Regions from separate parts of the Homo sapiens genome. Here region 2 is linked to region 1. Evidence: chromatin contacts called from ENCODE Hi-C data. All regions are on one chromosome and are shown on one strand. Each heading gives the region's core, a stretch centred on a gene start or an enhancer-like site at or near the end of the contact. The rest is flanking DNA. Distances are from core to core; before and after follow the strand shown.

The links. Hi-C counts contacts between places; a loop is a spot of excess contacts on that map. Pooled maps may share reads with other maps.
Region 2: a loop to region 1 is called in a map of mammary epithelial cell, with 5 times the contacts of the local background. The contact joins the enhancer-like site here to the promoter of ASMTL in region 1. A Hi-C loop is called at or near these places in 21 of 168 maps with a recorded cell type or tissue (A673, B cell, CD4-positive, alpha-beta T cell and 15 more), 37 of 37 single-sample maps with no recorded cell type and 28 of 50 pooled maps.

Annotation. Positions count from the first base shown.
Region 1 is chrX:1,451,614-1,454,313 of GRCh38, reverse strand. ASMTL (acetylserotonin O-methyltransferase like) reads left to right here and starts at 1,405. Exons shown (of 13, transcript NM_004192.4): 1 at 1,405-1,566. The coding sequence starts at 1,474.
Region 2 is chrX:1,656,308-1,659,007 of GRCh38, reverse strand. No RefSeq gene overlaps it. Among named protein-coding and RNA genes, the nearest start is that of ASMT, 43 kb to the right of the region's middle. RefSeq lists enhancers at 709-1,208, 1,209-1,710. Within about 2 kb of position 1,332, at least 9 of the 41 ENCODE cell types and tissues checked have a DNase peak (open chromatin) inside an H3K27ac peak, as active enhancers do; they include B cell, CD4-positive, alpha-beta T cell, CD8-positive, alpha-beta T cell and 4 more, where a contact is called at or near this core.

The DNA.
Region 1 (2,700 bases), core at 156-2,655:
AGGGAGGGAAGGCACAGCCGGGCGTCCCCCACCTCACAGCGCCCGCCCTGGTCCCATCCCTGCGCCCCCAGCACCGCGCCCCCAGGGGGTCCCCACGCCGCGCCCATCACCACGCCCGCGCGGATCCCCAGTGTCCACGCCCCTCCCACAAGGACCCCCACCTTCTCCACGCCCCTCCCACCAGGCACGCGGGGACCCCCCCCCCACCCATCTCCCCGCCCTTCCCACCCGGCCCGCGGGGACCCCCATATCCATACCCCTCCGAGCATTCTCGCGGGGACCCTCATCTCCAAACCCCTCCCACCATCCCCGCGGGGATCCCCATCTCCACGCCCCTCCCACCAGGCCCGTGGACACCCCCATCTCCACGCCCCTCCCACCAGGCCCGTGGACACCCCCATCTCCACGCCCCTCCCACCAGGCCCGTGGACACCCCCATCTCCACGCCCCTCCCACCAGGCCCGTGGACACCCCCATCTCCACGCCCCTCCCACCAGGCCCGTGGACACCCCCATCTCCACGCCCCTCCCACCAGGCCCGTGGACACCCCCATCTCCACTCCCCTCCCACCAGGCACGAGGACATCCCCATCCCCACGCCACTCGCACCGGGTCCGCGGGGAACCCCCTATCTCTACCTTCCCCGACGCGGCTCCCACAAGACCCCCATCTCTGCGCCGGGCCCCTCCACGTGCGGGTAAGAACCCCCCACCCCCACAACTGCCCACAACCGCAGCTGCGGAAACCCAGCATTTCCACTCCCCACGCCGCGCCTGCAAGGAACCCCAAGTATCCACGCCAGCCTTTCCTCCCCGGGACCCCGCAGCTGCCTGCGCCATTGCAGGTCTTGGCGCCGCAGGCGGGGTGGGGAGGGGCGGGGCGAGCGCCGGGGGCGGGGACGGGGCCCGGGAGGCGGAGCTGGGGGCGGTGCTTCACCAAGCGGCCGGGGCGGTGCCCGGGGGGGAGGCGGGCGGGGGTGTGGCCTGGGCGTGGCCTCACGGGGAGCTCAATGGCGGCGTGGCATGGGCGTGGCCTGGCGGAGAGGGCAAGGAGGTGTGGCCTGGGCGTGGCCTGGCGGAGCGGTCAATGGCGGCGTGACATGGGCGTGGCCTGGCGGAGAGGGCAATGGAGGTGTGGCCTGGGCGTGGCCTGACGGAGAGGGCAATGGAGGCGTGGTCTGGGCGTGGTCTCAGGGGAGATCAATGGGGCGTGACATGGGCGTGGCCTGGTGGAGAGGGCAATGGAGGTGTGGCCTGGGCGAGGCCTGACGGAGTGTTCAATGGAGGCGTGGCCTGGGCGCGGTCTCGCGGGGAGGCCACTGAAGGCGCGGACTGGGCGTGGCCTCGCGGAGGCGGGCGGGGGCGTGGCCTCGCGGAGGCGGGACTCTGGCCGCCTGTTTTTTTTGCAGCCGCGCTGCGCGCACCGCGGGCTCCGGGCTCAGAAGTGCGGACGCCCGGCTCCCGGCGTGGACGCCATGGTGCTGTGCCCGGTGATTGGGAAGCTGCTGCACAAGCGCGTGGTGCTGGCCAGCGCCTCCCCACGCCGTCAGGAGATCCTCAGCAACGCGGTACGGCCTGGGCCTGGGCGGGGCAGGGGACCGGGGACGGAGGGGCTGAACCCCGGAGGGCCCAGCGACTCAGGAACTCTAGGGATAGGGATGGGAGAGTGACCCGAGACCCTTAGGGATGGGGGAGGGGAGAGTGTCCCGGGACCTCCAGGGATAGGGTTGGGGAGAGTGACCCGGAACCTCTAGGGATGGGGGAGGGGAGAGTAACCCGGAACCCCCTAGGCATGGGGGTGGGGAGTGACCTGGGTCCCCATAGGGATGGGGGAGGGGATCGTAACCCGGGACCCCTAGGAATGGGGAGGGTAGAGTGACCCAGGACCGCTAGGGATGGGGACAGCAGAGTGACCCCGGAGCCCCATGGATGGGGATGAGGAGAGTAACCCGGGACCCCCAGGCATGGGGATGGGGAGAGTAACCCGGGACCTCCAGGGTTGGGGATGGGGAGAGTAAGCCGAGACCCCCCCTAGGGATGGGGGTGGGGGAGTAACCCGGGACCCCTAGGGATGGGGGAGAGGAGAGTAACCCGGGACCCCCAGGCATGGGGATGGGGAGAGTAAGCCGAGACCCCCAGGAATGGGGTTGGGGAGAATAACCCGGGACCCCTAGGGATGGGGTTGGGGAGAGTGACCCAGGACCCCCTAGGGATGGGGGAGGGGAGAGTAACCCGGGACCCCCCTAGGGGTGGGGGAGGGGAGAGAAACCCGGGACACCTTAGGGATGGGGTTGGAGAGAGTAACCTGTAACCTGGGACCCCCTAGCGATGGGGGTGGGGAGAGTAACCCAGGACGCCCTAGGCATGTGGTTGGGGAGAGTGACCCGGGACCCCCTAGGGATGGGGAGGGAGGAGTGACCCAGGACCGCTAGGGATGGGGACAGCAGAGTGACCCCGGAGCCCCATGGATGGGGATGGGGAGAGTAACCCGGGACCCCCAGGCATGGGGATGGGGAGAGTAACCCGGGACCTCCAGGGTTGGGGATAGGGAGAGTAAGCCGAGACCCCCCTAGGGATGGGGGTGGGGAGAGTAACCCGGGACCCCTAGGGATGGGGGAGAGGAGAGTAACCCGGGACCCCTAGGAATGGGGAGGTCAAGTGACCCGGGACCCCCCTAGGGATGGGGGTGGGGAGAGTGACCC
Region 2 (2,700 bases), core at 83-2,582, 200 kb before region 1:
AGTTCGAGACCATCCTGGCTAACACAGTGAAACCCCGTCTCTACTAAAAATACAAAAAATTAGCCAGGCGTGGTGGCTCATGCCTGTAATCCCAGCACTTTGGGAGGCCGAGGCGGGGAGATCGCGAGGTCAGGAGATCGAGACCATCCTGGCTAACACAGTGAAACCCCGTCTCTACTAAAAATACAAAAAATTAGCCGGGCGTGGTGGCGGGCGCCTGTAGTCCCAGCTATTCGGGAGGCTGAGGCAGGAGAATGGCGTGAACCCGGGAGGCGGAGCTTGCAGTGAGCTGAGATCGCCCCACTGCACTCCAGCCTGGGCGACAGAGTGAGATTCTGTCTCAAAAAAAAAAAAAAAAAGAAAGAAAGAAAGAAAAATAGAAAAACACATCTTTAGAAACTATCACCTGCAAACTGCAAAACAAACAAACAAACAAACAAACAAAAAAGTGTGCTGGGGCTTGGATACCACAACTGACAACCTAAATTATTGAGGTAGCAAACTGCCTAGAAGAGGTAGACATTTGCGGCCCTGAAATCAGGACCCGGCGGTGAGAGACACCGCCTGCGTTGTTTTTACAGTTTTATTAGCCACATCCCTCAGGGAATCTCACCGCAGGTCTCAGGAGCTCTCTCTAATCTTGTTAACCTTCTGCGCCTCTCCTCCCGGAGTACAAACTAATCTTTCTTAATGCAAGAGGACAGGGCAGCTTTGGAAAGGCCGTCACCAGACAGCCAGCGTTCCCCATCCTCACAACTGGACCTTGGAGAGCTTTGGTGTATGGAAACCGGCTCCCCTGGAGGGGGGAGGTGAAACGTTGAAACCCTGACAGACGGTGTCACTGAGCTTAGAGCTCATGTTTCTAGAAAAGGCAACAGATGCAGTGTCTGATGACGAAGCTTAATTTGGGATGTGCTGAGCAGGAATTATTTAAACCAATCCGTTGATGAATTTGTCTTTAAGGAATATGTCCTTTCTCTCGTGAGTCACTCAGGCTCCTGGACACCTGCCTGCCAGCCCTCACTGAATCTCCCCAGAGGCTCTTCATGTCTGCTGCCTGACAATTTTCTCCAGAGTGTACAAAAGCAAAGGAGAGAGCTCCCCTCCCAGACTGCTGGAGGGATGTGGGGACTTACCGCATGGCTGATGCTCTCAGGTTCCAGCCAGACTTAATGTCCTAAAATGCACCCAAGACAGGCAGGCCTGGGTCCAGACGGCCAGCGGGGAGGGCTGCCCGGGCTCGTCTGCAGAGCCCGGAAAAGGAGGAGGAGGTGAACAGAGGAAGGAGGAAGGGTGATGGGGCCTGCAGGGTGTGATATGACGTGAGTTATCACCTCCCTTTGTGCTGCTGCTGTTTCTTACTGTGGGAAAATACCCATCACACACAGTTTGCCATTTTAAAAATTGCACAATGAAGAGACGATTTAGTGCACTGAGCATTTTACACAACCACCGGCCCTAGCTAGTTCCAGAACACCTTCGTAACCCAAAAAAAAACACCCCATACCCATTAAACCGTCACTCCCCAGTCTCCCTGCTCTCAGCCTTAAGCAATCACCCATCTGCTCTCTGACTCTGCAAGCAGTCTTATTCTAGACACTTCATGCAAATGATATTGTGCCATTTTGCACTTTTGTGCCTGGGTGTTTTTTGTTGTGGTGGTGGTGGTGGTTGTTTTGTTGTTTTTGTTTTCACTCCGTTACTTCTACACCAAACTAATACATGATGTATTCAGTCAGAGGCTATCAAGGACTCAAAAGAATACAACCTTTTCTCTTTTTTTTGAGATGGAGTCTCACTCTGTCACCCACGCTGGAGTGCAGTGGCGTGATCTCGGCTCACTGCAACCTCCGCCACCCGGGTTCAAGCGATTCTCCTGCCTCAGCCTCCCGAGTAGCTGGGATTACAGGTAACTGCCACCATGCCCGACTAATTTTTTTTGTATTTTTAGTAGAGATGGGGTTTCACCATGTTGGCCAGGCTGGTCTCAAACTCCCGACCTCAGGCGATCCACCCACCTCGGCCTCCCAAAGTGCTGGGATGACAGGCGTGAGCCACCACACCTGGCCCCCATTTTTATGGTTATTTCTTGATGATATGCTAAACTAGGAGTGGATTATTCATATGGACTCTTTTTAGACCATATACATTGTATTAGTCAGGGTTCCTTAGAGGAATAGAACTAATAGAAGATATATACACACACACGCACACACACACACACATATATATGTATTGTGTGTGTATATATATGTGTGTGTGTATATGTGTGTATATATGTGTGTATGTGTGTATATATGCGTATACACACGTGTATATATGCGTGTACACACGTGTATATATGTGTGTACACACGTGTATATATGCGTGTACACACGTATATATGCGTATACACACGTGTATATATGCGTATATGCACATATGTGTACATGCACATATGTGTGTATACACATGTGCATATACACATATATGTGTATACATGTATATATACACATGTGTGTGTATACACGTGTATATATGTGTGTATATATACACGTGTATATATACACACATATACGTACATATATATGTGTGTGTGCGTGTGTGTGTATCTTCTATTTGTTCTATTCCTCTAAGGAACCCTGACTAATACAATCTATATGGTCTAGAAAGAGTCCACATGAATTATATATATATGAAGGGGAGTTTATTAAGGAGAAT